Linked DNA regions of Homo sapiens: region 2 is linked to region 1. The links are chromatin loops, found by intact Hi-C in ENCODE. Cell type or tissue: endothelial cell of umbilical vein. All regions are shown on one strand. Links, peaks and the distances in the headings refer to the core of each region. The heading gives the core; the rest is flanking DNA.

The links. Hi-C counts contacts between places; a loop is a spot of excess contacts. Peaks named below come from ENCODE experiments on the same cell type or tissue, not always from the same donor. Only the 100,000 strongest peaks of a DNase experiment are listed, where the experiment ranks them.
Region 2: it touches region 1 in a loop (4-fold over the local background); 2 of 110 quality-filtered maps call a loop at or near these places.

What each region holds. Positions count from the first base shown.
Region 1 is chrY:19,735,042-19,751,494 of GRCh38, reverse strand. It overlaps KDM5D (lysine demethylase 5D), which reads left to right and starts at 6,769. Exons shown (of 27, transcript NM_004653.5): 1 at 6,769-6,824; 2 at 6,942-7,110; 3 at 8,256-8,333; 4 at 9,638-9,760; 5 at 10,007-10,177; 6 at 11,833-11,967; 7 at 15,745-15,874; 8 at 15,998-16,143. The coding sequence starts at 6,961. KDM5D-DT (KDM5D divergent transcript) reads right to left here and starts at 6,710. Exons shown (of 3, transcript XR_938630.4): 1 at 5,782-6,710. In endothelial cell of umbilical vein, for the core only: no CTCF peak of the experiment used is centred there; DNase peaks (open chromatin) are centred at 6,554 and 6,764; H3K4me3 peaks cover 2,022 bases; H3K27ac peaks cover 1,229 bases.
Region 2 is chrY:19,591,388-19,607,840 of GRCh38, reverse strand. It overlaps the pseudogene TXLNGY. Among named protein-coding and RNA genes, the nearest start is that of KDM5D, 150 kb to the left of the region's middle. In endothelial cell of umbilical vein, for the core only: no CTCF peak of the experiment used is centred there; a DNase peak (open chromatin) is centred at 6,820; H3K27ac peaks cover 395 bases.

The DNA of each region.
Region 1 (16,453 bases), core at 2,759-10,758:
TACAGAACTCTCCACCCCAAATCAACAGAATATACATTTTTTTCAGCATCATACCACACCTATTCCAAAACTGACCACATAGTTGGAAGTAAAGCTCTCCTCAGAAAATGTAAAAAAACAGAAATTATAACAACTGTCTCTCAGACCACAGTGCATCAAACTAGAACTCAGGATTAAGAAACTCACTCAAAACCGCTCAACTACATGGAAACTGAACAACCTGCTCCTGAATGACTACTGGGTACATAACGAAATGAAGGCAGAAATAAAGATGTTCTTTGAAACCAATGAGAACAAAGACACAACATACCAGAATCTCTGGGACACATTCAAAGCACTGTGTAGAGGGAAATTTATAGCACTAAATGCCCACAAGAGAAAGCAGGAAAGATCCAAAATTCACACCCTAACATCACAATTAAAAGAACTAGAAAAGCAAGAGCAAACACATTCAAAAGCTAGCAGAAGGCAAGAAATAATTAAAATCAGAGCAGAACTGAAGGAAATAGAGACACAGAAAACCCTTCAAAAAATTAATGAATCCAGGAGCTGGTTTTTTGAAAGGATCAACAAAATTGATAGATCGCTAGCAAGACTAATAAAGAAGAAAAGAGAGAAGAATCAAATAGAGAGATTCTCTATTTGAGAATAGAGAGAAAAAAATAGAGAGAAGAAAAATAGAGAGAAAAAAATCTCAGGACCAGGTGGATTAATAGCTGAATTCTATCAGAGGTACCAAGAAGAGCTGGTGCCATTTCTACTGAAGCTATTTTTAAAAACTGGAAAAAAGGATCCCTTCCCTAACTCATTCTACAAAGTTAGCATCACCCTGATACCAAAATCAGGCAGAGACACAACCACCACCACCACCACCACCTCAGGCCTGTATCTTTGATGAACACCGATACAAAAATCCCAAACAAGATACTGAGAAACCAAATCCAGCAGCATGGCAAAAAACATATCCACCACAATCAAGTAGGGTTCAGGCCCAGAATGCAAGGTTGGTTAAACATATGGCAATCAATAAATGTGTTTCATTGCATAAACAGAACTAAAGATTAAAACTACATGATTATCTCAATAGATGCAGAAAAGACTTTTGATAAAATTCAATATCACTTCATGTTAAAAACTCTCAATAAACCAGTTACGGAAGGAATGTTGTAGGATTTATTAAAAAATTACTATAAGCAGATGGGAGGGAAAGGGGTCCTTCAGAAGTTTTTTTCTTTGAAAGCAGCTCCAGAAATGTTTCTTGTCTACCTGAATAGCCCCTGCTCAGAGAGCCGGGCAGCAAGCTATGATATGAAAATGCTGCCCATCAGAAACTGGGTCCACCCAAACATAACAATTCCTGCCCTTTTCTTCCTTGCCCCTACATGTGCCTGGCAAAATGACCACCCCCACATACCCTATGTGTGTAGAACATCATGGTGCCCTACATTTGCATATTAAAAGGCTAGGGTGGAAGGGCCAGACTTTTTCTGGGCTATGTAAATGGCAAGCCTGGTCAAACCAATCTCCTGAACCCTAAGCAAATCAGACACCACCTCCACCAGCTTTCCCATATAAGCAGCAACTTTTCTCTGCACACAGGATTTTCTCTTTGTTAGAATCCCTCTTCCCCAACTCCATATCTGTAAGGGTACCTGTTTGCTTCTTCCTTGCTTCTTTCTTATTAAAGTTTCCACTCCTTAAAACCACTCACGTGTGTCCGTGTCATTTTATTCAATTCAGTGCAAGAATAAGGATCCTAGTGCTACTCCACTTATCGGGGCCATATCTGGAACATACCTCAAAATAATGTAATGAAAGTCATGTATGAAAAACCCACTGCAAACATCATACTGAAAAGGCAAAAGCTGGAATCATTTTCCTTGAAAACTGGCACAAGACAAAGATGTCCTCTGACACTACTTGTATCCAATATAGTATTGAAAGTTCTGGGCAATCAGGCCAGAGAAAGGAATAAAAGATATTGAAATAGGAAGAGAGGAAATCAAATTATCCCTGTTTGCAACCAATATGATTCTATATGCACACAAATCCATCATCTCAGCCCCAAAGCTTTTTAAGCTGATAAACAACTTGAGCAAAATCTCACAATACAAAATCAATGTGCAAAAATCATTAGCGTTCTTATACACCATCAATAGTAAAGCCAAGAGCCAAGTCATGAACAAACTCTCATTCACCATAGCCACAAAAAGAATAAAACACCTAAAGTACAGCTAACCAGGGAAGTGAAAGACCTGTACAGGAAGAACTATTAATACAAATCACTACTCAAATAACTAAGAGATGACATAAACAAATGGAAAGTATTCCATGCTCACAGATAGGCGGAATCAATATCACTAAATGGCCACTCTGCCCAAAGCAATTTATAGATCCAATGCTATACCCATTAAATTACCATTAACATTCTTCACAGAACTAGAAAAATCTATTTTAAAATTCATGTGAAACCAAAAAAGAGACTGTACAGCCAAGGCAATTTTAAGCAACATAATCAAAACTAAATTCATCATGCTTCCCAACTTCAAACTACACTACAGAAGTACCGTAACCCAAACAGCATGGTACTGATAAAAGAACAGACACATAGACCAAAGGAATAGAATGGAAAACCCAGAAATATGACTACATGCTTACAAGTATCTGATTTTCAAGAAAATTTACAAAAGCAATGGTGAAAAGACTCTCTATTTAATAAATGGTGCTGTGAGAAACTGGCTAGCCATATAGAGAAAATTGAAACTGGACCTTTTTATTACTCCATATACAAAAATTAACTCAAGATGGATTAAAGACTTAAATGTAAAACCCAAAACTATAAAAACCCTAGAAGCAAATCTAGGCAAAACCATTCAGAACATAGGCAGGAGTAAAGACTTCTTGAAGAAGATGTCAAAAGCAATTGTGACAAAAGAAAAAATTAACAAATGACATCTAATTAAACTAAAGAGCTTCTGCACTAGCAAATAAACCATCAACAAATTAAATAGACAAAGTACAGAATGGGAAAAAATTGTAAACTATGCATCTGACAAAGGTCTAATATCTAGCATACACAAAGAACTTATACAAATTTACAAGGAAAAAACAAAGAACCTCATTAAAAAGTGGGCAAAGGACATGAACAGACAATTCTCAAGACATACACATGTAGACAACAAACATCTTAAAAAGCTCAACATCACTGATCCTTATAGAAATGCGCATCAAAACCACAATGAGATAGTATCCCAAACCTGTCAGAATACCTATTATTATAAAGTCAAAAAATAACAGATTCAGGTGAGGTTCTGGAGAAATAGAAATGCTTTTACACTGCTGGTGGGAATGTAAATTAGTTCAGCATTATGGAAGACAGTGTGGCAATTCCTCAAAGACCTAAAGATAGAATTATCATTCAACCCCACCAATCCCATTACTGGGTATATCCCAAAGGATTATAAATCATTCTGTTATAAAGATACATGCACATGTATGTTCACTGCAGGTATTCACAACAGCATATGTACATTCACTGCAGCTATTCACGAAAGCAAAGACAATGGAATCAGCCCAAATGCTCGTCAGTGATAGACTGGATAAAGAAAATGTGGTAAATATACACCATAGATTTCTATGCAGCCATAAAAAAAGACAAGATCATGTCTTTGCAGTAACACAGCTGGAGACCATTATCCTTAGCAAACAAACGCCAGAACCGAAAACCAAATACTGCATGTTCTCATTTATAAGTGGGTGAGTGGAGCACAGGAGGAGGGAGAGAAGCAAGAAATATAACTAATGGATATTAGGCTTAATACCTGGGTGATGAAATAATCTGTACAACGAACCCTATCACACAGGCTTACTTATAAAACAAACCATCATATAGTGCACATGAACCTCTGAACTTAAAAGTTAAAAAATATATGTATTACAATAAATGAAGTTAGCAAGGTGCCAGAACACAAGATCAACATACAAAAATTAATCATATTTCTGTGTATCACTAACAAACCCTTAATAGGGGAAATCTTTTAAAAATTTGATTCATAGTAGCAGAAATAGAATAAGATAATCTGAAGTAAATTAATTTCAAATATATATAATACATACTAAATACTAATATACAAAAAATACCAAAAACTATAAAACTTTGTTGCAGGAAACCAAAGAAGACCTAAATAAATTGAAATACATGCTTTGTCCATGTATAGGAAACTTAGATGGAAATATTTCCTAAATTTGTCTGTAGATTCAACATTTCTGTCTCAGTCCCAGCTTGCTTGTCTGTTGAAACCCCAGCTTGTTTCTCTGTAGAAACAGGCAAGGTAATAAAAATACAAGAAACAAATAATAGCCAAACAGTCTCGAAAAAAACAAGAAGAAAGTTGGGATTACTCACTTTTCCCAATTCAAACCTTCCACAAACTACAGCAATAAAAACAATATGGCATTAGAATATATACATACATATAAATATGGAACGAAATTGAGAGTCCAAGAATAAACCCATACATTTATGGCCAACGGAATGTTATCAAGAGTGCCAAGAACAATTAATGAAGCAATAATAATGTTTCCAACAAATTCTGGGACAACTAGATGGCAACACGCAAAAATATTGAGTTGGATCATTACTTCACAGTGTTTACACAAGTTAACTCAAAATGTATCAAAGACTTTAATGTAGAAGCTAATACTATAAAGGTCCTAGAATAGAGGAGAAGAGTACATCCTTGTGATTTTGGGTTAGACAAAATCCCCTCAGAGGCAACACTGAAAGTACAAGTGACAATAGAAAAAAGCAAACTGGATAAAGATCAAATTAAAAATCTTTCTGTTCAAAGTTTACTATTAGGAAAGAGAAAAGCCAGCTTACAGAATTATTTTTTATAAAAATCAAATATTTGATAAAAGAATCAGATAAGATTACAACTAAACAAAAAAAGACAAACCAATGTGAAAAGAGCCAAAAATTTTGAATAGACATTTCTCCAGAGAAGGTATATAAAGCATATGAACAAGCCAACAACCTTACGAAAAGATGCTCAACACTACTGTATCATTAGTAATTCAAGAAGTCCAACTCAAAACTCTATGAGATCTCATACACATTGTAATGGTCAAATCAGTAAGTCATGTAATTATAGTATTGGTGAGGACATGAAGAAACTAGAACGGTATTCCACTTTAGATGGAAATTAAATGATGAAGATGCTTTGGAAAAGAAAAGTTTAAACCTAAAGTTCCCATATAACCCACTAATTCTACTTGTAGGTGTATACACACGAGAAATGACACTAAGCATGCACACAAAAACCGGTACACAAATGCTAATAGCAACATTATAATAGCTAAAAGTAGAAATTGAAATATCTATTTACTAATGAATTCATAAAATATAAAGCTGTATTATAATGAATTATCTTGAACAGAGAAAAAAGATCTCATCATTTGAAATAATACAGGCTCTATAACTAATTTTATGAAATAGAACTCTATAACTCTAACTTTATGAAACAGAAAAAGTATGTAGATAAAACTAGGAAAAAGAAAGCAGAAAATTAAGTAACAACTTTTGAAACAGGAATATATATGTAATGTAGTATAATAAACTCATGAAGCCGATAATCTAGATGAAATGGATAAATTGTTAAAAAAAAAAACGGAAATGCCAAGAATCGTACAATACGAAACAATTGTCAAACTATCAAACTTTAAGGCACTTCTGGCAGTGCCCTTCCAAATAAAATCTACCATTTGATTTTTAAAACTTACCTTTTGCGTATTTTTCAAAAATATATGGAGAACAAAAAGATACTACAGTAGTGAACTGATTAAAAAAAAACAGAATAGCAATGTAGGGGGATTTTTGCTTAACGGGTGTAAAATATTGTAAATAAAATTATAGGAAATAAAGTGTAACATCTTGTTTTGAAATAAAACATCGCAATAAAGTATAATTTCCCTTAAAAACAGCATGATATTTCCACATCAAAAAACGGATCATTAGCAGTGTGTTTCTTTTGATTTATGGTACGTGTGTTTAGCGATGTTGAAGGTTTACTGTAATCTGTCCAGGTCTTTGTGATCATTTTAAAATTTAGGGTGCTCCTAGGTAATTTTTAAGGGATGTTTATCATGTGCAGTAAAGGTTTTATTCAAAAACATTTAGCACTTCTTTTCCCCGTCCTAAAGTCCAAGCTCGAGTTGGTAAAAAATCCAACGACAAATGTGCCCACTTGAAGTGCACTGTTAATGCAACAGTTTACAAGAACATAAATACATTGTACCGGCATCCTGCCTCCTAAACGTCTTGTGACAGGAACGTTCTCGAGCTGAGAACCCAGTGAGTCTTCAGAGAATGTTAGTAAACACTTTCACATGAACGGATATCGCCGGCGGTTTGTCCTGGCAGGAAAAAAAAAAGGTGCGTTTCTACGGACATTTCCGCAAAGGAGGAATTTTCTCCGAGAAATCCTTCGTTGATCAGCACCACAGCCTTTTACGGTCCTTCCCTGCAATACGCAGGCGTAACTTGCGCAGTGGTCCCATTTTAAAAAAGATCCGGCCATACTATTTTTATCTTGCTTTTTCGTTCTGTCGCAGTACTGTTTAATATGAGTCCAGCGACGGCTCTGTGACTGTTTTCCTCTGGTAAAATCGCTCTTGCGTCCTCAGCGTTTATCTCAGGTGCGGAAGGTCTCACAGGTTTGGAAATAGCGCCGGAAAAATCGATCCGCGGAGTGAGACGGCTCGTACCACACTGCAGGGCCCGGAGGTCAAGATGGTGGCTGTAAAACTAGGATCCCTGACGATTGGTAAGCAGCTACGGGATTAAAGTAACCTTGAAATTCTCAAGAAAATGAAATTTTCATAGGCCTTTTAGTAGGAGGAACCAGCGCGTCATTAAAGACAATGTGATTCTTATTTTACAGCTTAGCATTAAGGCCCGACATGGAACCGGGGTGTGACGAGTTCCTGCCGCCACCGGAGTGCCCGGTTTTTGAGCCTAGCTGGGCTGAATTCCAAGACCCGCTTGGCTACATTGCGAAAATAAGGCCCATAGCAGAGAAGTCTGGCATCTGCAAAATCCGCCCACCCGCGGTAAGTCTTTGAAACAAAATTTGGGAATGGGTAGCCTTTGGTTTGAACGTTGGGGCAGTTTACCACTTGGCGAGGCGTTATTTACACTCATGACCAGAAACCCTTAGCACCAAATTTCTCATTTAACTTTTCTGACCCGAACAAGCTGGCATCAGAATATTAGTATCAGATCGCCACATTCCACGGGGTTCTAAACATCTGACTGCTGTAGGGACAAAAATATAAGATTCAAATATTTCTACGTTCTGCTGTTATTAAATATAGTTTAGGCATACACAAGCTTTTATTACATTTAACCGCAAAAAAATAGCTTACTCAGAAGTACTTGATCTATGACAGAAGCAAGTTATATAAGCTTGTGTGTTAACCACTTGGACTGGTGTTTTCTTTCTTTGATATGACCTTAGATGTATGTAGCAAATATAGCAAATAATGGGAGTGATGTGGCATCCTTTGCCATCAATTAAATTTATTATTAAACGTAGACCATTTTGGGTTGCTATACTGAAAACTACTAAATGAACCTCGTAGAAGTTTGACTGAATTAAGAATGTAAACTGAAATAAGCCTGGGCTGTCGTCGTGAACAACTAACACAATATTCAGAGAAGTCAAAAAGTTTTCGCAGAGCATACAGCTTTTTTCTCATATATTGAACCAGGCTGCAACGTTATTTTTATGTGGATGTTCGCACTTCTCAGCATTTGCAATTAAACTTTTTCGTACTGCTGGGAGTGGGAAGAGATAATGGCTTAGGTTTTAAAAAGTGAAACAATTTTTTATCTGCATTACATTTATCTTCATTTTAGTAAGGACTCATAACCCAAATAGCATAGTGTTTGTTCAGATGTGCGTCATTCCTTGGAAGTCGAGTCGCTTTCTAGCCTTGGGATTATAGAGGTTTTTTTTTTTTTTTTCGTCTGTTACGAAGGACACATATCAAGGAGAGTTTTGGATTTGCAGGGTTTTTCCTTTTTTTTTTTTTTTTGCAGTTAATCTTGATTATGAAGAAGGAATCATTTGAGGCCCTTGTGTACAAAAATGGTTACCAGAAGACTTTAAAAGAGTGGGAACAAATGATTGTGGTTTTCACTATCTTCATCCTTTACTGTGCCATAGTTACCAGGTCCTTACACTTTCTTCTAGGATTGGCAGCCTCCTTTTGCAGTAGAAGTTGACAATTTCAGATTTACTCCTCGCGTCCAAAGGCTAAATGAACTGGAGGTAAGATTGGGAGGCACACTTTTTTTAAAGGAATCTGATCTTTAATCTTGCCGTTGTAGTTTCATAATAATGTAGAACTTAAGTTTTGAAATCTAATGTATTGAATTTGAACCCGAACTCCACCATTTTCCAGAATACTGATTTTGGAGAAAGTCTTCTATAAAATACATAATTTATGTCCACAAAAATGGTAGAACACAAAGGCTTTAAATATCTGAGGAAGAATGATGCATTGTTTCGCTGTTCAATAGTTTCAGGTTAGAACTATCAAAATGACAGTACCTTTCCCATTTTGTCTTCTCGTACTCACATATTTAATGAATGAATTTTTTTTTTTGAAACAGAGTCTCACCCTGTCTACCAGGCTGGAGTGCAGTGGCGGGATCTCGCCTCACTGCAACCTCCACCTTCCAGGTTCAAGGGATTCTCTTGCCTCAGCCTCTCAAGTAGCTGGGATTACAGGTGCACACCAGCAGGCTCAGCTAATTTTTGTATTTTTAGTAGAGATGGAGTTTCACCGATTTGGTCATGCTGGTCTCCAACTCCAAACGTTAGGTGATCAGCCTGCCTTGGCCTCCTAAAGTGCTGGGGTTACCGGCGTAAGCCCCTGCACCCAGTGTGACTAAATTTTTTTTAGTTCTTTAACAGAAGCAGAGTTCAGACAAGAAATAGGATCTTTTAAATATCCAGCAACAGAGTGATGGTATTACATATGTTCTGCTTTAATAAAATGTCAGAGGCAAACTTGCTCTTTAAAGCAGTCAACTCAGTCTTCACAGTTTAGTATTCAATATAGAAAGTATATGAATGATTTGTCATTTTCTTTTACTCTTAGGATTTTGACTATGATCAGTAGCTAGAAGCTGTGTATGAGTTAGAGTAAGAAAGCAGTGATTCAGAAACTGGTTTTGTGTCCAGCTCTTTTACATGAACTAGAAAAATATTTTAATTCTTTGAATTATATATCAGTACATTCTAAATGAGTGTCTTGATGATATTGAGTCTAAATACTGTTGGAGCCTACATATTTTTGGTCAAGCCACCTTTAAGTCCAAGAATAATTCCTTAAATTTAGACATGATGTTGATCCTAAGACGGCACATTCTTAGCTCTTTATAGATTAAAGACTCAGCTTATTTGAGCTTTTTGTGGACCCCGCTGGTGAGATAAGACAGTGAAGCTGGGGCTCCGGCACGTTGGTGGAGAAGTGTAGATAGCATAGAATAATACTTGTTCATTTACTGCATACTCGATGAAGTCAGGTTAAGGAGTATGCCAATCTTATAAGGCCCTCTCTTTCCCAGGCCCAAACTAGAGTGAAATTGAACTATTTGGATCAGATTGCAAAATTCTGGGAAATTCAAGGCTCCTCTTTAAAGATTCCCAATGTGGAGCGGAAGATCTTGGACCTCTACAGCCTTAGTAAGGTAAGAGTAGTCTACTTTCTAAAGGAAAAACAAAAAGCCTTGCCTCAAGGATCTTCTGTGGTAGAAACAATAGGCAGGAAAGGAAAGAACACAGAGCCTGGCAGCGTTTCTTGACGTAATCTTTGAGTCTTGCAATGATTGGTGTTGGGGGAAGGGCACAGCCCCCCATATTCAAGTCTCATTGTTGTGTTGGTAGCCCTTTCCAGTCTGTTCACAGTTCATCCATATTGTTTCTTATACTTTCAGATTGTGATTGAGGAAGGTGGCTATGAAGCCATCTGCAAGGATCGTCGGTGGGCTCGAGTTGCCCAGCGTCTCCACTACCCACCAGGCAAAAACATTGGCTCCCTGCTACGATCACATTACGAACGCATTATTTACCCCTATGAAATGTTTCAGTCTGGAGCCAACCATGTGGTGAGGGCCCTTAAACTGGTTTGTGGCCTGATGTGATTTTGTTTTCTTTTGTATTTTTTCTTTGGATTGGACTTTTCTCTTGAGTAGTCAGGGTCTATAGATTCTAAATCTCTAGAGTGAAGATGTTCCAGGAATTGGCCCTAGAAAATACTTTGCAGCCTCTTTATGTGGCATAGTTTTATTCCTGCTATACATAAGTAAGAACTAGAGTAACCTTTCTATCTTATGAGGTTGATGTTTACTAAGATCTTTTTATGGAGAAGATCTTAAACTAGAAGTTAGAGGAAACCATTTCCTATTTTAAGTATCTTACATGAAAAAGATAATCTTTTTTTTTGAAATGGAGTGTTGCTGTGTTGCCCAGGCTGGAGTGCAGTGGCAGGATCTTGGCTCACTACAAGCTCCTCCCGGGTTCACGCCATTCTTCTGCTTCAGCCTCCCAAGTAGCTGGGACTACAGGGGCCTGCCACCACGCCTGGCTAATTTTTTTGTGTTTTTAGTAGAGACATGGTTTCACCATGTTAGCTAGGATGGTCTTGATCTCCTAACCTTGTGATCTGCCTGCCTCGGCCTCCCAAAGTGCTGGGATTACAGACGGGAGCCACCATGCCTGGCTGAAAAAGATAATGGTGTTCCTAAGCTTTCATGAGGCTGGTTCACTTGAAGATAGTTTAGGTTAAAAGCTTGGTGTGACTTGGGTTTAACTCAGGGTGTGGAAACTGATTTAGCAGGGTAATTTTACATAATAAGTTAATTGTTTTTGTTTGTTTGTTTGTTTGTTTTGTTTTTGAGGCAGCTTATCACTCTGGCCAGGCGGCCTCCACCTCCTGGATTGAAGTGATTCTCCTGCCTCAGCCTCCTGAGTAGCTGGGGCTACAGGCGCGTGACTATGCCCACTCATTTTTGTATTTTTCGTAGAGATGGGGTTTCACCATGTTGGCCAGGATAGTCTCGATCCTTTGACCTCGTGATCTACCTGACTCAGCCTTCCAAAGTGTTGGGATTACAGGCATGAGCCACCACGACTGGCCAGTTTTTAGGTTTTATTATCCGTAAAACTTTAAAATATTTTATAAAAACTGTGTATTTATGTTTATAAACATGTTTCACTTAGCGTACATAATTCTAAAGATTCAGTATTTTTGTTTTGTTTTGTTTTTTGAGACAGTCTCACTCTGTCACCCAGGCTCTACTAACTTTTGTATTTTACCGAGACAGGGTTTCACCATTTGGCCAGAATGGTCTTGATCTCTTGACCCCATGATCCACCTGCCTCGACCTCCCAAAGTTCTGGAATTATAGGCTTAAGCCACCACACCCAGATTGAGTATTTTTATTACTTGTTTTTCATCCAGGAAATTGAAGCACAAAGAGAGAAGTTCAGTATGTTTGCTGAAAGCACACAGAGAATAAGAGTAAAAACCCAGATTGATATCAATACAGTCCAAAGACCATGTTCTTTCATATTCTGTGATGCTCATTCATAAGCAGAGGCACGAAAATTGTCAGGATATGTGCTCTATCCAAAGAACAAGAGGAGTGGACCTGTGTAATTTAGAAAGAACTACAGCTTTATTTGCTAGAGTTGTAAATGAAGGAATCACTTATTACAAATATGACTCAATTTCTGATTCTATATATTTTTTTCTCTCTAGCAATGTAACACACACCCGTTTGACAATGAGGTAAAAGATAAGGAATACAAGCCCCACAGCATCCCCCTTAGACAGTCTGTGCAGCCTTCAAAGTTCAGCAGCTACAGTCGACGGGCAAAAAGGCTACAGCCTGATGTGAGTGACTGTTACTCCTGTTATTCTTCCTATAGCTGAGAAGGTTCATCTAGACCTTGATATTGGGGAAAATTCATTGCTGAATGCATTGTTTTACATATGTCTGGTTCAGGATAAAATTAATTGAAATGAATTATTAATTATTTTGTTCATAGGTCTGGTTTATAATATTTTGTCTTTGTAGTTTTGCTTTTATAAATTTTAAAACATATTGCTATTGTTTTAAGTGATGGGGTCTTGCTGTGTTGCTAGGCTATTCTCGAACTCCTAGGCTTAAGTGATTCTCCCTCTACAGCCTTTGGAGTAGCTGGGGTTACAGAGGTTAGCCATCATGCCCGGTTATAAGGTATTGTTAATTTCTGTGAATCTTGGAACGATTTTTGCAAAGCACACTGTACAAATCAGTTATTGTTAACTGTTTGTTCTATTCTATGGTCTTCCATGTGATGGTCAGTAGGTGTGACCACAGAGACTCAGGAAAGCAAAGTTTATTATTATCACAGGCCTTAGAGAGGTAGTCACTATATGCTACACAGTGCTAGAGAGGAAAACCTATCTTGGATATGCAGAAGAAGCAGGAATAAGAAAAGCACCTAGGCCATAGCCTATATTGGGTTTACCAAGGGAAAGGCAAGACAGAGCAGGATAAGAAGTATGGGATTGGCTAGTTTGAATAATTTTGGCAGGCTCTAGGCTACAGCAGTATTCCCTAGTTGCCTGACCCTAGAATTAAAGCAGAGGAACTTTGCCTCATGAATTGTATGGGCTGAATAGATAAGGATTAGCTTTGGATTTGTCAGTGAACATATTAAAGACACATTAAAGTCATACTCCTGGGTGAGCCATTTGGTATTTGTAGGAGTAGCTAACCCTGGGAGGACAATCTGTCATAACCAGAAAGATTTAAGATGTTAAAACATCATAATATTCAGAAAATGAAAATACAAACAATATATTTTTAATAACTTTTATATAAGTGTGTTTTCACTGCTCCATATGCAACATTTTCATAAGATTTGGATGTTTTTATTTCTGAAATACCTTAAATAAGGCAATGCTGTGTTATCTTTAGGTGTTTTCTGGATAATTCTAACAATATTTAAATTTTGAGATATTGTAATATTAGAAATTAGACCAAAGTGAGAAATTTTATCTAGTTAAGATTATTGAAATGCAGATGGATTCTGTATTAGTACTTTAGTTCTTTATAGTAAGAATTATGTCTGGAAGAAACTGAATAAGAAAAATGAACATGTAATAACTAGGAAACCAGTAAAATTTGTTTCAAGTTGTAAATACCAGTAAAAGGTCTAAACATTTTTCCAGATAAAATGGATCCTTAGACACTTTTTTGGCAGGGAGAGTTCATTGTCCATTTTGCAGGAAAGGTTTTAAAAATTGTTGGGCCAGGCACAGTGGCTCATGCCTGTAATCCCAGAATTTTAGGAGGCTGGGTTGGGTGGATTACCTGAGGTCTGCAGTTCGAGAACAGCCTGACCCATGTGGTGAAACCCCATCTCTACTAACAATATGAAAATTAGTTGGGTGTGGTCGCAGGCAATTGTAATCCTAGCTTCTCAGGAGGCTGAGACATGAGAATCACTTGAGCCTGGAAGACAGAGATTGCAGTGAGCCAAGATCATGCCACTGCACTCCAGCCTGGGTGACTGAGCAAGACTCTGTCAAAAACAAAACAAAATTTAAAACTGTACAGTGTACAAAAATCGACAGTACTTCCAAAATATAAAGAAAAAAAAAGTTACAAATTCTGCATAAAGCAAGAAAGGAGAAATAAGGACTAACACATCTTTTCTATTTTATGTGTGTTTGTAATTCAAGAATGGGTAGTAGACTGTCCGAAATGTAGAGTAGTATGGTATTACTTTATTCTAAAACAAGCAAATACCAGCTCTTTTAAAAAGTATTTAATGGTTAGAAACAACCTATGTAACATTAATGTAAAATCTATAATGTACATAATACAATATTTTGTGTATAAAATTATATATTGTGCTTAAAAGTTGTAGAAGCACGAAACTGATTGAATCTTTTCTTTTTTATCATAGCTTATTTTCAGGTTTCCTTTTCCAGCAACCCTGATGAATAATAAATCAAAAGTGTTTAACCTCACTTATACATTGAAAATATGAAGTAACCACATATCCCTTTCACATAACTGGTTAGGAAATGGCCAAAATGTGTCAAGGATATGAGGAACTAGGCATTGTGTGCACTCTTTGTAGTAGTGAAGGGTTGTATTAAAATTAAAATTTGAAGTTACTAAAATTTTAAATGTTTACATCCTCCTGCTTAACTTCTGTTAATTGTCTTTTGAGAAGAATAATGCAGCAAGTACATAGGTACTAATGATTTGTGCCCGAGTCTTAATTTATAGACATGATTCAGTAATGGTGAGATGGAGAGGTCAATGCTAAAAGTTTAGTGTTGCTGACTGTTTATTTCCAAATGAGATGTACAACATACCCCACAGAGCCACAGTAATCAGTCAGGAGGTAAAAGGTAAGGTGAAAGGCACAGGTCACAGCCTTTATTGGTATTTCTGTGAGACAGGCAAGGCAGGGCAATCAAATGTCAGAATTGGCTAGTTTGTTAGAATAATTCCAGGGATCTGTGAGGCATAGTGGATGCCGGTAGGTTTTTGGTACATGGCTCTGAGTTGGTTTACAGAAGGGGAAATACTGGTTCTATATGATAGTTAAATAAAGGAAATAGTTAGAGGTTTGGACTCGGGATTGTTTGGTTTATATGGTAAAGGTATAGTTTAGTTTAGCCAGCTCTGAAAGAGCTGGTCTCCCTAGCCCACAAGGTACCCCAGAAATGTCAAAACCATATAAGGTATATAAAATAAAAATTAGATTAATACAGTTAGTTACTTAGCTCTTCAGAATGTCAAAAAGTGGGAAACAGCCTCAATGTTGTATAATTAAAAAGTTAGTTAAATGATTGCTGGAATAGTATTATAATAAGCAATGTATTCTCATAGACGTAATGCAATATACGTTTCTGCTTCCAGAAATTGCCGTGGGAATAAAAAAAAAGCATAAAATATGTTACTGTGTCTCTCTGTGTATACATGTATGTTTATATATGTAAATAGAAGAAAACTTACCTCTGTATAGAAAATTTGTAAGAATAAAGCTTTAAAATAAACGGAAAATGTAATAGAGCTTAATTTCAAAATATAACAAATTATTTTAAACAATGATAAAATATATTTTACAGTGTCCTCTAAGAAGAGACAAGTGCTGAAAATGGTATATAATATATGTGGCATATGATTTGTATTTTGATACTTAATGAGTTTCCATTTTCCCAGGTTTGTGATTATATTGTGGTCTGAAAGCAGTTATGATTCTAATGATATGAGTTTAAATGGAATAGAATTTTTCCTGTCTTAACTGTTTCCATCTTGAACTCAGTTGGAGAGGGGGGCTTATTTTTAATTACAAAATTCTCTGTTGTAAGGTATAAATTTCTGACATTTAAGCTTCACTAGCCTTGGAAGCCTTGGATTATTTTGTCATTTTTTTCATAACATGAAAAAAGTTGAGGAAATTCATTACTTTCCAAATTTATCCATTTGCTCCTACCTGGCCATACCACACTCACAGTAAAAATGTGGTTAATAAACATTCAAAAATGGATAAAGGATGTTAGTTGATTTTAGCCCATCTGACTTGTCCAGACCTTGCCTATAAAGTATTTATACCTGCATAAGTAAAGCTAACTTCGTTGTTTGAATCTTTTTTAAAACAGCCAGAGCCTACAGAGGAGGACATTGAGAAGCATCCAGAGCTAAAGAAGTTACAGATATATGGGCCAGGTCCCAAAATGATGGGCTTGGGCCTTATGGCTAAGGATAAGGATAAGACTGTGCATAAGAAAGGTGAGGAACTTTAACAGATTGGGGAAGTGTGAGGGGTAAAATAGTAAAGTTTCATGGGAGAAATAGTTTGGTAATCTTGATGCAGGAGAGGATTGGTTTCATAGTTGTTTTTTACTTCCCTAGTCACATGCCCCCCAACTGTTACGGTGAAGGATGAGCAAAGTGGAGGTGGGAACGTGTCATCAACATTGCTCAAGCAGCACTTGAGCCTAGAGCCCTGCACTAAGACAACCATGCAACTTCGAAAGAATCACAGCAGTGCCCAGTTTGTAAGGACTCATGATTTTGTAATATTCTACTTTGAACCGTCAAGATTATATTGAACCTAAAATGAATTCATCATACTTTTCTTTTTTTCTTCCTTCTTTCTTCTTATTTATGAGCCCTTTTATCTGAAGAGACGGGTGGCTAGAAATGGGAGGAAATGTTTTCAAGATAGCTAAAGTCAAAAGCAAAATTTTTATGTCTTTTTAGATAGAACTTTTCACCAAACTATACTCTGTTTTTCAACTCTATTAGCATTTTCTGAACTTTTACAGCTTAATATAGGAGATAATGTGATCCAATATAAATTATGTT
Region 2 (16,453 bases), core at 2,803-10,802, 140 kb after region 1:
TATTTTTATATTATCTGCTTCACATATCTATACCCTAATATTGATTTCCTTCCTCTGGTAGCTAGTAGTTTGCTTTTTCCTTTTTCCTTAAGGTATGAACATGTTATTAATTGAAGATCTTTCTTATCTTATAATGTATTTACAAATATTCATTGCTCTGAGTTTCCTTTTACTACACCCACAAATTTTGATATCTTTTTTTAAAAAATTAACTTCAAGTTATGTTCTTATTTCATTCACATTGTTAAAGCCAGTAAGCTATACCAGTAATGTGGGGCTGCTGTCTCCACAACTATTGCCAAGGTGGACAATATAGGATAATAGGCAGGTAGTCAAATGCCACAATCCTTAGAGAACTTTAGCAGTCTCTTCATTCTAAACTAAGTAGTACCCTGGGGTCTCTGTTTATATTAGATTCCAGAGTTCCAAAAGAGTTGATGTTGTTGCCTATTTAATGGCTGTTTCAATAGAAACTGATTCTTGGCTCTCCCTATTTCTATTTTCCATTACATTACTTCTTGATCTCTTTTAAAAGTGCCTCAACTTTTCCTTCAGTGTTGTCTAGAACAGCAGTCCCCAACTTTTCTGGATGCAGGTACAGGTTTCATAGAAGACAATTTTTTCCACAGACAGGGCAGTTGAGGGGCTGGAGGGAGGAGGATGGTTTGGGAATGGTTCAATGCATAATATTTATTTTGCACTTTATTTCTATTATTACTACATTGTAATACATAATAAAACAATTATACAACTCACCATAATATAGAATCAGTGGGAGCTGTGAGCTTGTTTTCCTGCAACTAGACAGTCCCATCTTGGGGGACAGATCATCAGGCATTAGATTCTTATAAGGAGCATGCAAGATAGATCACTCACATGCATAGGGCACAACAGGGTTAGTGCTCCAATGAGAATCTAATGTTGCTGTTGATCTTACAGGAGGTGGAGTTCAGGCAGTAATGTCACAACGGGGAGTGGCTGTAATAAAGATGAAGCTTGACTTGCCCACTTGCTGCTCACCTCCTGCTGTGCATCCTGGTTCCTAACAGGCCATGATCACTACCAGTTGGGGGTTGGGAACCCCTGGTCTAGAAAGTAAAAGCTATCTAATTGTTTACATAATGTTATATTAACTTTTGCTCACCCATGACTAAATAATAAGACACTGAAATTCTTTATACAAGTATCACCTGCTATTTATATCTATTCAGTTCCCAGTAAATTTGGATAGGCTAAGGTTAACTGATAGTAGAAAATTTCTTGAATACTGTGATTCTTAAAAGCCTTGCCAGAAGTTAAACTACAGAAATCTTAAAGTAACCCACTTTAAAAGGGGTAGGTCACCTATTTTGAATGGGGGTTTGGGAGTGGCCATGCTAACAGAGATCTGACTGAATGAAGTTATTTTTGCCAACTAACCAGATGGTAACGCATCTTTAAATTGTGCAATTAACTATGTTTTTTAAGACCTTAAAAATAGTAACTTTTTCCAACAGTTATTTTTGAACTTCACTGTTACACAGTTGAGGTGACATTCATTATAAAGAATACACAGAGGCTACTATATTAACCATTATATCTATATCTTTAGTTAACCTGAACGAAGTTGAGTAGATAAAATAAGATTCACATTAGGTAAAAAAACAAAAACAAAAACAAAAACAAAAACAAAAAACACAAACTCTACAGAAGTCTTGAAAAGCAAAAGAGAACTGCCTCTTATAAAATCATATCCTTAAAAAAGAGGTGAGATAAAAACAAAGCAGTGTTTTTATCAGTACTGCATCCTTTTTTTCACAGTTATTTTCATTTACAGTTTGAAAGAGGTAGATAATTCTGCAACAGACAAGAATTGAACTGTGATTATCAGGTGTAATAAAATAGTTCCATTAACTTAGAAATATTGGTCTCATCATCAAGAAATATATTAATACACATTTGAAGATGACACACTCTGTCATTCTAGACTCATGTTTTTTCTATAGCTTGGAATCCCCTGCCACTATACATATTACAACTCCAGAATGATACAACAAAAAAATTTAATTGATCGCAACATTTAAACATTTTCTTGGTCAGCTACAGTGTCCAGAAACAGGGCCAAAAAACAGGGTCAGATTGTATACATTTATGGACATGTTCAACTCTGCAGGCTTGGCAAACAGAGAGGTTTGCCAACTTCTATTCTAGAACATTGCAGATACTGGGCATGCCACAGGGCCATTTACAAGGGAATCTTCTGCAAAGGGTTCCTTTGGGTTTTGTTGTTGTTGTTGTTTCCAATGCTAGCCAGAGCAATAATTCTGAAAGGAAACCAAATTCCAAAATACAATGCAGATCTTCGTAATATTGTATTGTAACACAGTGTATCTAACATAAACAGTATGCCAAAAACAACAGAACAAGTTCTGTTTTTCACATTGTTTTCTCCCCAAAATTTACCTTTCACACAAAACAAGTACCACAAAGAAGTGTCACAGCCTAAGAAACTGCCTTAGTATAACATTAAGAGCTTACATCCAGATTTACATCTGATAAAATATGACTGCTGGTATTAACTTTAGGGCATATAAGGTATCTTCATCTCTTCTGAAAGAAGTGGGTCCAGTATTTTGTTTTGTAGCTGAATTGAATATTTATAAAAAGTTGGGGGGTGAGCAGGGGAAGGTGAGTATTTTTGTTTTGCTAATTTTGGCAAAGTAATAAAATTTGTCAAATTTCATGTTAACTTATTTTCCTCTGCTATCTGCCCCCTTGATTATCATAGTCACTAGGGGAAGTGTATATGTAATTCACATCCTAGACTTCTTCCTAAGTACCATATTTCTAAGTACTGGGAAAATTTCCATTTTCTACCTCTATTAGACCACAAATCTGACAAGAGAATATATGTAAAACCATTTAGCTCTATGAGAAACTGAAATAAAAGAAAATTAAGGAATAAATAGTTCAAAATTTTCCATGCCAAGTGCAGAGATCTAGATACTGATTTTTTTTTCTTTAAACATAATTGTAACCTGAAACTAAAGCAGAACAATTGTCAGTTTCATAAATATTAAGCCTATTGGTCCAATGACTTGCCTGCATATGCTACTGTTTTGGTTTTTCTTAACATCATTTACATTTAAATGATCTCTCTGTGTGTGTGTACATACATATATATATATATATATATATATATATATATATATATTCTGTCAATTTTGAGGAATTCAAAGTTTACAGTCACATCAATTTGGAAAGTCATACAAATATTGTCAAAAAACTGATCTGAATCAAATATGCCATGCTTGTTTCTTAATCCATTGAAGTTTTACTTATCATTTAAATGACTTGACAATATTAGTCAGTTTATATTTTCTTTTATGTAGATATTATGGGCTCCAGAGTTTAAATTAGTATTTGATTTCACATTACGAAACCATTATAAAAAAGTCTCAAATTAAGATAATTTAAGGTGATGAACACACAAACGTACACTTTGAAAGGAGAAGGCAATGAAAACATGCATTCCAATAAAGGGGGAAAATGAGGCTGATGTGCAACATAGTTGGGGAAATTGGTAAGAAGCTTTCTGTTACCACACAGTTGAGTAGTTCTAAAAAAACAGAGATATGGTAGAAAAAGGAGAGGAAATTTTCATTACAAAATCAATAGTTACAACTAAAAGAGAAACATGTACACAAAATATATCCATCAGTACAATGATCACACTTAATCTTAATCAATGCCTAGAGGAGATCCTGTGGAGAGGGCTTTTGAGTAGCATTTTACTTCATTCATTCCTTTGGGGTCAGCCTCCAGATGGACTCCTGGGGCTCTTTTAGAGGAAGTGTTCAGCATATTGGAAGAATCCAGGTCAGCACAGGAATGCGTCACAGGCACTGCTAAATCTACATCTGCTACTTTCACAGAGACCTGCCCTTTCAGAATTCCCAGTTTCTCACTGAGTTCATTCCTTTCTATTTGAAGAGCCTTGTACAGCTTCTCTAACCGCTCCAATTTTATTTGAAAGACCTTATAATTTTTATCACGAATAGTTTTCTGTAAGAAAAAAAGATAAGGTTTATGTAACCTTATTAAATATCATTAGGTTACTATATCCAAAATTGAGTAAATTGAGCCATAATAAAAAAAAGTTGCTTTGTTTTCATGTCTTAAACCTCACTATATAGTGCTATGTTAAATATTTAAAATTATTGTTATGCAATGCGATACAAATTATCTCTGTCATTTTCCTTAAAGTAACCAAAAGGGACCTTTTGACTTTAAGTATGACTTATGAAGTACGAAGAAAATCAAGGCTATTAATCAAAAATACCAGCAAAACTTTTCCTATAGAAGCAAAGATAATGTTATAATTGTTAATTTCTTTTTTATATAAAATAACTCACCAAAGGAATGCACATCTATCTGCTTTCTGAAAAAATAATTTCAAACTGATAACTGTCAATTTTAATTATCTTAATTAAAATAAGCCATATTATGTTTTTCTATCATCTAATAAGCTCTTTAGTGAAGAGCTAAAAATATATATAAAGAACATAAAATCATATCCAACTATTAAGGGAAGATGCTATTTTCATCTACTTGCAGTTTTTCTACCCAAATATAAATAATTTGTTTTAGCCATATTATCTCATTACTGAAGTATCATAGGATGACTGAGTAGACTGCTCATTGTAAAATCTAACTGAATCAATTCATTATACATTATAATATCTACCATTAAATGATACTTATTGCTATAAATATTATCATTGATATAATAAAAATAACGAGAAAATGTTTTAAAAATGCCAGCAGTAAGAGTTCATTAAAGTTATTTTTACATGGGTTTTTCTTCCTTTCTACCATTTTTGAGAAGAGAATGTTCCAACATTTTCTTATGAAATGTTATAATTAGTCCAATCAAGTTTACAAAATAAAAACTTAAGTGACTGCAAATGGTATGCAACTCAGCTATATTTACAGCAAACTTGGTAAACTCTACTTAGTTGCCTTTTGGAAATGAATAAATCAAGGTAGAAAAGCAATTGAGATACTAATTCATGCTCTCAGGGGAAAATCTGAATAAAGCTATCTTTTCTAACACAGAGCAAGTGACTCTCAAAGTCACAGTATCTGAACTAGCATATCAGCATCGCCTGAATACCTAGAAATGCAAATTCCTGGGCAACACCAGAATCTAACAAAGCAAAAAACTATGGGGGGAACAGGGAAGTCGGTTTAATAATACTGAGTTTGTGCAACCTCAACTTTGCTTTATAGGAAAGCAAAATCTCAATATGATAAAGTTTTCTTCAACAAAACTCTGAGATAACTATGTTGAGGGAAAGAAGTTGATCACATGCAAGAAAATCTAATTCGCTGCAGGAAAGTGTATAAATAAAACTTGTAGTTATTAGGCACACATTCTGAAGGTAAAGACACACTTCCAGAGGTTATTTAGTTAAGACTAAATAATGACTTAGTCTTCGTACTGAAATAAGTAAGTACTCATTATTTAGTCACGTAAAACCTTCTTACCTCTTCAGCCATTTGCAGAAGTGTTGTATTATTATTTTCCCATTTGGTATACCATATTACCATTTCTTTTTCCAGTTTTTTAATTTTCTTTGTCAGCTGTGAATCAACATAATCATAAACTTAAATTCTAAGTTTCACTTCCTGATCCACCACAGAAATCACTTTACAATGTTCTTCCCTTCCTCCATCACTGCATTCTTCTCAACCAGCTGACACTTGTGTTTTCTTTATAAGAGTAAGTGGTATCTTTCTTTTGTTAGTAAAGTTTATCTCAGAAGCTCCTATGGTAAAAGCAGCAGTAACCAAAGCAGAAGTTTCACATTAAAAGAAAACAAAGTTGTTGTCCTTAATTTCAAGGGAATCAGCACATGGTAGCTGAATTCTCTCAATTAAGACTGATGTGTAGCTCAGCTCAGGTGTGGACAGTAGAGCTGAGACCTCCTGCTCCTGAAGTATATGAAAAAATGTCCCCGAGTTTTCTGGAGAAATGATAAATTACACTAATCCATCAGATTATTTTATATACTGTCAGTCCCAAAGTAGCTCAAGAATCTGAAAGGAAATCAGTGTAAGAGCTAGAGGTAGCGTAATTTAGGGAACTAATCAGGAAAGAGGTATTAACATTTCTGAATCCTTAGTTTCACTTATCCTTTCAATTCACAAGATTGCTTTATTTCACATTTTGATAAAGACCAAAATGGTCCAAAAATAAGGGGAGGAAGAACCTATACTACAAGAACCGAATTCCCAGACACTCAGGATAAACTTTAGGTATATCCTTCAATCAGCTTTGTTCCAAATACAGGTAACGAGCCAGGCAATGTTACGGAAAATAAGGGTAAGATAAAGCAAATATCCTGTGCTTTGGTTAACAAACAAAACTGTATCACAAGTCAAACTCGTACAAAAGGCAGGAGAAGAGGTCTGGAAGATCTGTTAGGTGCTGAACTACAGTCACCTTTACACCCACTATGTAGCATATGCTACAGTCCATCTAACACTTTCACTGTGCCTAACAGTTCTGCTTCCACTGCAGTCATAACTGAAAGGATAGGCAGGAAGAACTTATTTGTTACTCAATGAATTCTCCCAATTACTAAGTCTAAAAAGTAATGAAGGTAGTAATTTGAGTATTTAACACAACCAAGAATTGACTTAAGTATATTAGATGTTTTTGCTGTTTTTATTTTTAACCATGAGAAAAGAAAGACATGGAAAAGTTAAATAACTTGTTCTATGGTCATCTATAGCAAAAAAAGATCTAATAATAATCAAGACTAACATATATTGAATGCTTATGAATTTCCCAGACACAGCTACTGTACTATCTCCAATCAGCACATTTTAAAGAAATCTTAACTTAAATAGGGAAATGCCAAGGTAAATGACTCACCCTAAGGAAGTCACGAAGTGCAAGTTAGAGATCTCAGTTTCAGAGTTTATGCTCCAAACCGCAGTGCTATGTGTTTATTTGGGGAGACAGATAATTCTGCTCTTTAAAATTGCTATTTTAGCCTGTATGCTGAATTGGAATAACCCATAACATTTTTCTACATCTAATTTTAAAAAACGGTTTAAATTTTGTATTAATTAAGAATACATCTTGTATATTGTGTGAATACATATATAGTTTATATATAATATATATATAGTTTATATATATAATTAAATTTTGTATTAAGAATACATCTTGTATATTGTGTGAATATATATATATATAAAAACTATACATATATGTAGTTTAAATTTCAAAGAGTAAATATATTTCAGGTTTAGCTAGGTCCTCAGAAATAAAGCTATTCCTACCAAGATATATTATTACTTTCCTTGGCTTGGATTTTTAAAATAATTTTATATAAAATTTTTAGTTTACATAAGGCTATGTGAAAGAACTGGGTAATTAAGAGAGGTGACTAAACAAAAATCATCTACAAATAAACTGTCCTTAATGGAAGAATTCTCTTTAATTGTAATAGAAGTCTCAGAATACCATGATAATTAGTATTCTGGGGCAATTTTAGGGCAAAATACCTGAATAAGCTGGTGAAAGAAAAAAAAAGATACTATCAGATTAATATAAACTCATATAAGTGCAATTATGTTTTTTTGTTTGTTTGTTTTTTTCTTTCAGAGACAGGGTCTCCCTCTGTCACCTTGGCTGAAGTACAGTGACATGATCATGGATCACTGTAGCCTCGACCTCCTGGCCTTAAACAATCCTTCTACCTTGGCCTCCAGAGTGGCTGGAACTACAACTGCACACCACCCCGTATGGCCACTTTTTTTTTTTTCCCACTTTTGTAGCAATATGGTACCCAGGCTGGTCTTGAACTCCTCTTGTCAAGCAATCTTCCTATCTTGGCCTCCCAAAATGCTTGGATTACAGGTGTGAGCCACCACGCCTGGCCACAGTTATGCTTAAAATAACCTCTTGTATCAATTACTTTTTACATAATATTCTATTAAAAATATGTAAATACCTTTTCCGTTTCCTGCTTGAAGGCTGTAAAAAGTTCATTGGTTTTTGCCATGGTAGTCTGGAATTCTTCAAACTTATCCATATAAAGGAAAAGCTATAGAAAAAAATGATCAAATATTCAGAGTTTCAGAAAAGCAATTTAAAACCCCAAAAGATTTTAAAATAACATAATAACTTTCAAAAAACTTAATATAATTAAACATTAGGTTTGATACATGACTGAAAAACAACAGAAACACACACCCAATCCCTGAACTGCAGAATATATACCTGAAATGTTTATAACCCACTGAAATGCACTGAAACTTCACTGTCTTCATCATCTTTAACTGTAAATGTTAAAAGGTAAGGCTGGGCATGGAAGCTCATGCCTGTAATCCCAGCACTTTGGGAGGCCAAGTCGGGTGGATCACAAGGTCAGGAGTTCAAGACCAGCCTGGCCACTATGGTGAAACCACATCTCTACTAAAAACACAAAAATTAGTCGGGCATGGTGACAAGTGCCTGTACTCCCAGCTATTTGGGAGACTAAGGGAGGGGAATTGCCTAAACCCAGAAGGCGGAGGTTGCAGTGACCTGAGATTGCACCACTGCACTCCAGCCTAGGTGACACAGTGAGACTCTGTCTGAAAAAAACAAAACAAAATAAACAAACAAAAAGTAAAATCACTTATTAGCTCTACTCCATCAGTTGTAATAAAAACTGAAGTACAGTGGTATAGCTGTGAATTTCATATAACCATAATGCTTTGGGTATTACTAAGTCTTCTTTGCATTTGAAAACCTTTTCTTGTAAAAAGAGCATCCCTTTAGAGTATTTAGCTTAGTTGAGGGTATCTAGTTCTTAGTTTAATATTAAGGCTAACTCTTTGCTTTATGTATGCAGAAAAATAAACCAGAAGCCAAATAGTTTGATGGGGGATAAAATTAGTGGGAGTACAGTTAAGAAAAAGATAACCTAAAAGAGGTCGAAAAAGCAATTTTCTATTAATGCCATCATCATAGACTTTTTATTTTAGGTGGGAGAATAACAGCAGCAAGCCACGCAGAACATTACATTTAGTTACCTTTCTTCATAACCAGGATCACACTGACAATGGAAATGTTCATTGCAAACCACAATCTCTCTGCAATTTGTTAAATCTTGTTATATTTATTACACTAAGATATCTGCATCCTTGGAATCTACATACCTTGTGCTGACCACAAGTAGTCACAGGTTCTGTATATGTCCCTCATGTTTTGAACCATTTCTTGCATGTGCCGACAAACATACGTGACCTCCAAAGTAAGTATATTGTATATCAAAGTCTGTCATTGATACTGGTTCTGAATGTGTCCAGTGACAGACAATCTTTCCATAAATGATATCATAAAAATGACAACAGGAACCACATTTTCCAAATTTGTCATTTAGAAAATTCACTTCTTCTGTACACAGAAGATTAGCAGACCTAGAAAATTTTCCAAATAACTGTGCACACTGTCTATCCCTATCTCTACATACTCCTTTAAAGCAATAGCTAGTCTTATTATTGCAGTATCCTAAATCAGGAGCTTTCACATCAAGTACACAAAGTGCAGATGTTCCATTGCAATTTTCTGGAAAATCACACATATCTATGTTTTTTCTGCACAACATTTCTGATATCTTTCCTTAGAAAGTGAACATACAGCATCTGTTTCCTTTATCTCAAACAATAAAAGCACACAAAGACTAGAATGGGACACTATAGGGGTCCAGACTGAAAAATGGAGAGAGCCCAATATTTTTTTAGAAAGCATACACACACACACAAAATCTTATGGTGAAGTAGGACTGTCTGGCCATTTGTAATATTTTAAAATTCTATGTAGCTAGCCATAAGACAAAATTATAAAGGTTTTAGAGAAAATATCTGGGACAGAGGAAAGCCAACTTTCAAAATAGCCATCACAACCAGCCATCACAATCAACCTGGAACTAGGGTTGCCAAAATGAATACAAATCATTTATGGTTTTTATGGTGCCATAAAAATGCCAAAAAAAAATCAAGGCAAATCAGAATTAATTGGTCACCCTAAAAGAAGAGAAAGTTTCCAAGAGGACAAGAATCAAATCCTCTGTTCTAGTCTGTGGCTGGGAACAAGAAGACACAAATTCTGCTATTCTCTGTTGTTAAGTTACCTGCTCTTTCAGTTGTGCTTCTTCTTGTTTCATTTCTTCATATTTGTGCCTCGATTCTGTTGCTTCTTTTAATAACTAGAAAACAGATACATTCTGACAGAATACTAACAACAATTATAAACATGGTCAAAATGTCTAACAGATAGGCTTAATCTTCCAGTAATTATCCTGGCAACAATGACAGGTCAACCCAATTATCTCAATTTCTAACTACTTCTATCTCTTATCTGTTCCACTGGTGAACACTTAGGAATGTAGGAATAATTGCTTAAAGAGAAAAAGTAACCTAGAAGCATAATAAAGTTTATAGTACTCAGGGTTGAAATGTTGTGTTTTACATGAGGAATAACTAGACATCTACACTTTTAGACAGAAAACGCAGCTAAGAATCTTGACATTGTCTAGGTTATTTAGAAAGCCCCTCAACTCTGTAAAAGATAAAAGCAGGTTAAAAGAATATGCAGCAAAGCAATGAAAATAGAGACCTAGTTTCTGGTCACTTTTTTAAAACCACAGGAAAGGAACAGCTAAGGGAAGAAAAGAGATTAGTTAGTATTTGAGTTTTTCAGAAACATAGATAATAAAGATGCATGGGAAGCAGCTGTGAAATTCAGTCACTGAATTTCTGAGGTAAAATGTCACATATTATGTAAATAAGCCTTAAACCACAAAATACACACATAGATATACATAGATACATACAAAATTTATACTCCAAGTTGAAAGGTGCAATTAAGTTTCTTTAATTGTGCACTGATATCTGTCAGCTTGCACTGAAGAGACATGCTGTGTGAAACATCTCTCCAAACCCTAGACTCATTCAATATGAGAGGCTTGAATGAGAAAACACTAAGGAACTAAATATTCATAACATGCTCTACTCAGGGCCTACATTACTTGAATGAAGAAAATGTAATACACCACATTATTAAAATCATTTTTCATTCATAGAATATAGTTTCATTTCCATGGGGGTAAATGGGTATAGTCAAATTAGATTTTTTCTGTGTTCTCAATTATGGACAGACAAAATCTGAATACATATTCTAGCAACAATGCTGACCAAGACACAGATAATTTTGTCAGAAAATTATACCAGAATATAATCAAAGTAAACAAATCATTTACCAATTTTTAAATTGCTTATTTAAAAATGAAATGTAACACTAGGTAGAAGTCTCATGTTCACTAAGTTGGTGTAAAATTTAACTGTCCCTAAATCTCAAAGCCTATCTTGCCTAATAACTGGCACAATTCTTTAACTTGGTGACCACTACATAGAAAGCAAAATTATCTTGTTTTTCCACTAATTTAATCTTATCTCCAGTAAATTTCATATGAAAATTTCATCAGAAACAGAAAGCTTAATACACACACACACACACACACACACACACTCGCATATCCCACATCCAGAGAGTAAGAAACAAAATTGCATGCCCTGGCACTATGTTAAGTGAGGAGTTTGTTTTAAATGGCTTTGGTTACAATTTTGGCGATCTTTTTTTTTTTTCCAAGAAGTAGAACTTACAAACTCTCTCTCTCTCTGATGTCTTTCATCAGCTTCTTTTATCAGCTGTGCTGTTTGTTGAAGTCTGGCATCTACAAGCTGTTGTCGTAATTCCTTATGTTTGAACGCTTTATTAATTTGCTACAGGAAAACAGAATTTCTTGCACCACTAACCAAAGAAATAAATACAGTGGGGAGAAAACATAACACAAATTTCTAGAACCCTGCTTACCCTTCTTTTCTGCTGCTACCACTGTAGTTAAGAACACTGACTCCTTCTGTCCCCGTCACTGCAGAAGTGGCTACAACATATCATCTTGCAAACTATCCCACACTAGAAAGAGCACAACCCTCTAACTGCTGCCCCATGTCCCACCCTATCAGACGTGGGCTGTCCCCATCAAAATATCTGTACTTCTTGCTTCTGCCCTACATTGGAAAAAAAAAAGCTGATATTTTATCAAGAAAAAGATGGATAAGGAGATCAAAATATCAAATTCATTTATTACACACATAATTCCTGGACATTTTTTGTTCACAAAATCTTCTGAAATTCCTTAATTGTAGGTAGCCTGATAAAATGAAAAAAATGGTCTGGAGCAAATCCTAGCTTATTGTATGATCCAGGACAATTTCTTCTCCTTGTGAAACACAGTTTCCTTATCTGCAAAGGTTCATGACCATACCTAACTTGCAGAGTTGCTGTCCAAATCTATGCAATAATTAAACTGTGTAAGGTGCTTGATGCCTGGCACATATTAAACATTTGGTAAAATCCTGTTATTATTTAAAAGCTATGTCATTAAGTGCTATTGTACATACAATAGACTCATTAGGAAATCCCTCCACACATGGAGGTTCTATGTGAAGGAAGAAATGCTAGCTGAAAATAATGTACTTAAATTAAGTTTTGAGAAGACTGCAACAGATAATCTGTCTTAATCTGCAACTGATTTTATCATTATTCAATTATTTTCTGATAAAAGAAAAAGACTGTAATATCTAAACAAGACATACAAGTAGTACAACTTGAACACATGTCCTCTCCCAATCTGCTACTTCTATAGCAAATTTGGAGAGTTTAATACAGTTAAAATAATATAAATCCTAAAGAGTAAAATAATAAAAAATAAAATAAAATTAATCATTTTTAATACCATTATTTAAAACAATGGAATTTAAAGGATTCTTTTAAAAAAACTGATGATATTCATAATATGCTTTATAATATAAAACAAATTTAATTTTAAAAGTTCACTATATAGGCCTAAAAAATTTCTTTAATAAATACATTCCAAGGAAAAAAAAGAGGGGGGGGAAGCTTATATACTAAAAAGACTTGAGACATATTAAAACAATAAAATGTATAAACCTTATTTTGATGTTGATGTAAACAACCTGAAGGAAAAGGGAAGTAACAGATATTTAAATAGTACAGTGAGAAGGTATGTGATTACATAGCAATTGTTTAACCTTTTGGAGTAAAAATAGTACAGTGATTATGGCTTAAAAAGAATCTTATTTCATGATGCATATTTGAATAGTAATAAATAAAATGATATAATATCTTGGATTTGCTTAAAAATAGATGGAAACAAGAGTTGCTAGAAACAAAAGTAAATAATTGCTAAAGCCAAGTGATATATTCTACTATAAGTTTGCAGCTTCCATAATAAGTTTGAAATGTTCTTGAAACATAGAGGAAAATGGTTTAAAAGATACTCAAAATCTTAAAGAAAAATGTTTTCAAAAGTAGCATGAAAAGGTGTAACTCAAAATAACATTTTGATATGCATAAAGTAATATTTACTGTTTTATTAATTTTTAAATTGTCACTTTCTATTTCCAATTTTAATCTACTAAGTAAGGATTTAAATATATATTTTACTAGCTTAAAGCATAATAAAGGAAGGGGATGCATCCTTTGAAAATTGAAATCTTACCCTATGTATAGACCTCTAAAAGTAAAGAAAAAATAAAAACAAATAAGCAGGTTATCACCTATTTGTTTTTTATTTAGCCATCATACAACTTCCACATCAATTTATAAAATAACTCCAATGACTAGGTTCGACAACTATTGAGTCCTCCACAAACTTTTTACTTCATTGATTACACAAACAATGTGACTTGGTGATGGGTAATTAGTAGGTTCCTTATTCTCACAAATAGCACAATTCTCCTATTTATATTGTTCAGATTGTCACAGAAATCTGAGATACAGAGTATTTAGGGAACAAATCTGTATTATTAGACTGCATAAGAGAAAAATATCTGTATGCTATATTGACAATCTTGTAGCATCATATGGGAGACAAGTGGTACACATCTCCTAGAAATCCCTTTACTTATCCTACTCCACTGACACTTGGGCCAAGTGATGCTCCAATTTAGTCATTCTGTTTACAGGTTTCTACTCTTTTCCTAATAAACATGTAATTTCCACTGTGCATACACAAAAGTTCTAAAATACTGTCCTGTGAAAGAGTTTTTACTTTACGGTAGGGTGTAGCTTTTGCTACTGGTGAGCAGCTGTCTATAAACAAACCAAACGCCGTTTACCTCTTCCCTCAGTGCATACTGGTCAGTGAGCTTCTTTAGCTTTTCTCCCATTTCCATGTTCTCCTGCTGCAGTTTGGCATTGTGTATTTCATGCTGTTCCAGCTGGGCTTGAGTTTCAGTTAAAGTAATTTGGAAATGTGCAGTTACTTCTTTAAGAACTTCTTCCTCCTCTTTTTTCTGCTGCATATGTTCCTCCTTATTATCCAAAATAATGTATGTTAAAAGTACAGACCTACAGATAAAGCTCGCGAAAAAGAAGCTACTGCTATGTGAGTTCATTTATTGCTCCCATGAGGTGTTGCTTTTAAACTATAATTCCTCCCCCTTATTTATGACCAGAAATCTCTCATTTAAAAGCAAGCAGCTTTTTCTAAGTAGATAATTAGAGAAAAGCAAATGCCCTACTATAAAATAAGTATCATCTGCTGATCCAGATATTCACTATACTATAATTAAATATAAGTAAGATGCTGCTCCACAGTTAGTTTCTTCCACATTATTTTCCCAAAAGTCATCCTCACTGGTTAGGCAGTATACCATCCTACATCAGCCTGAAGATCTTACAGCCTACTTTCTGAGTTACACTTTCAATTTTATAAGAGGGAAGGGACAAACTAAATCATTATTTTACAAAGTTTACTTTCAAAGTCTTACTAGGATACAAGTGTCAACAGACCTTTACCTAAACAGTTATCAGTACAGTCTAAATATTGACAGTGCTATCTACTTTTATTATATTTAAATCCAAGATTTCAAAAGCAAGAAAAATAAATACAAACCTTACAAGTAAGAACCTATTTCACAAGCTGTCCTATGTTCTTGAGTTTACTGTGATGAGGGTGATCCAGCACCATCAAAATAATACTCCAACCATACACCCCCTAGCAATACCACAAAGTCAGACAAATTCCTCTGATGGATGGCAGATTCTTTCCAGGATCTCTGCTTTTTACTTCCATTATTGAGACAAGCTGTCATACTTAATCCTTCTTCTGTTATAATCAGCCTAGCTGTAAGTAATATTCTAAAGTATTTAGCAACCAAATAGCCAAAGATGGCAGAATGTAGTTTAACAATCTATCCTATTAACTTTTATAGTAGAGCTCTACAGTGTGTTTTTCTTTCTCAAACTCACACTGACTATGGCTACCAGTTTCTTCATTTCAGCTAAGATTTTCACTCATTACCAAAAAAGGACATGATAACCAACTACACCAAAAGCCAACAAAAATATCTGGCAACTGTGAGCTTTTTAAGCAGGAGAGCTGTGAACATAAAAACCAATGTCATCTAGATTCCCTGTGATCAAGTATACAGTAGACTAAGGTAGAGCTTATCCTTGAATCTGAAACCAAAATTTACATAGAGTGAGTCTTTAGAGAGTTACCTCACAGGCAGCATCAGCTCAAGCAAAACAAAAAGCAAGGGATCTCTGTGTTAAGATGTCTACAAAGTTGTCTGCTTAGGAATCTGATCTACCAGCACAAGTGTACCTGAGCCAGTTAACAAGAAGCCATTATAGCAACTAATTCCCATTAAAAGACATAGAGCAAGAATTTATTTCAAGTAGTTACAAGGCGATTATAAAAGCAGCCTAAGTAGTTCCTGAAATACAGTAAAATAAACCAACTAACCTTTAATGTCTTATTTTGACATTAATTTTGCTGAAGTTCCCTGCAAAGAGATTCTAGCTTGCTTCTTGCCAAGATGGTCTTGCTGTATTCACTCTGCAAGTGAACTTTCTCTTTGACAATCTGAGCTTGCTTATTCTGCAGAATCTTCATTTGCCTCTGAACATTCCTGCTTTCCTCCAGCTAAAATTAATAACCACTTTACATTTAGGAAGTATAGTAATCTGAGTTATAGCTCTAAGCACTGCAATTACAGCCATGGAACATTTTATGTTCCCCTCTTTTCTAGTGACAGGAAAGTATGTAAATAATTTTGTGTAGCAAGAAAAGCAATCTTAATCTCCATTTTTTATTAATAGGAAAAAGTAACCTTTTAATCAAAAGCTTATTTCAGACTAAAATGATATAGTTTTCCTATTCTACAAGAGCTACTTTATTGAAACAGCTACCAAAATTAGAACACAATAAGCAGTGCTCAAGATTCATCAGTCAAGTCAGTTTCAGATTTATAATAAATGATTCCAAATTATACTACTAGATAACATAGTGGTCATCCTAATTCTTGAGTAAAGCTT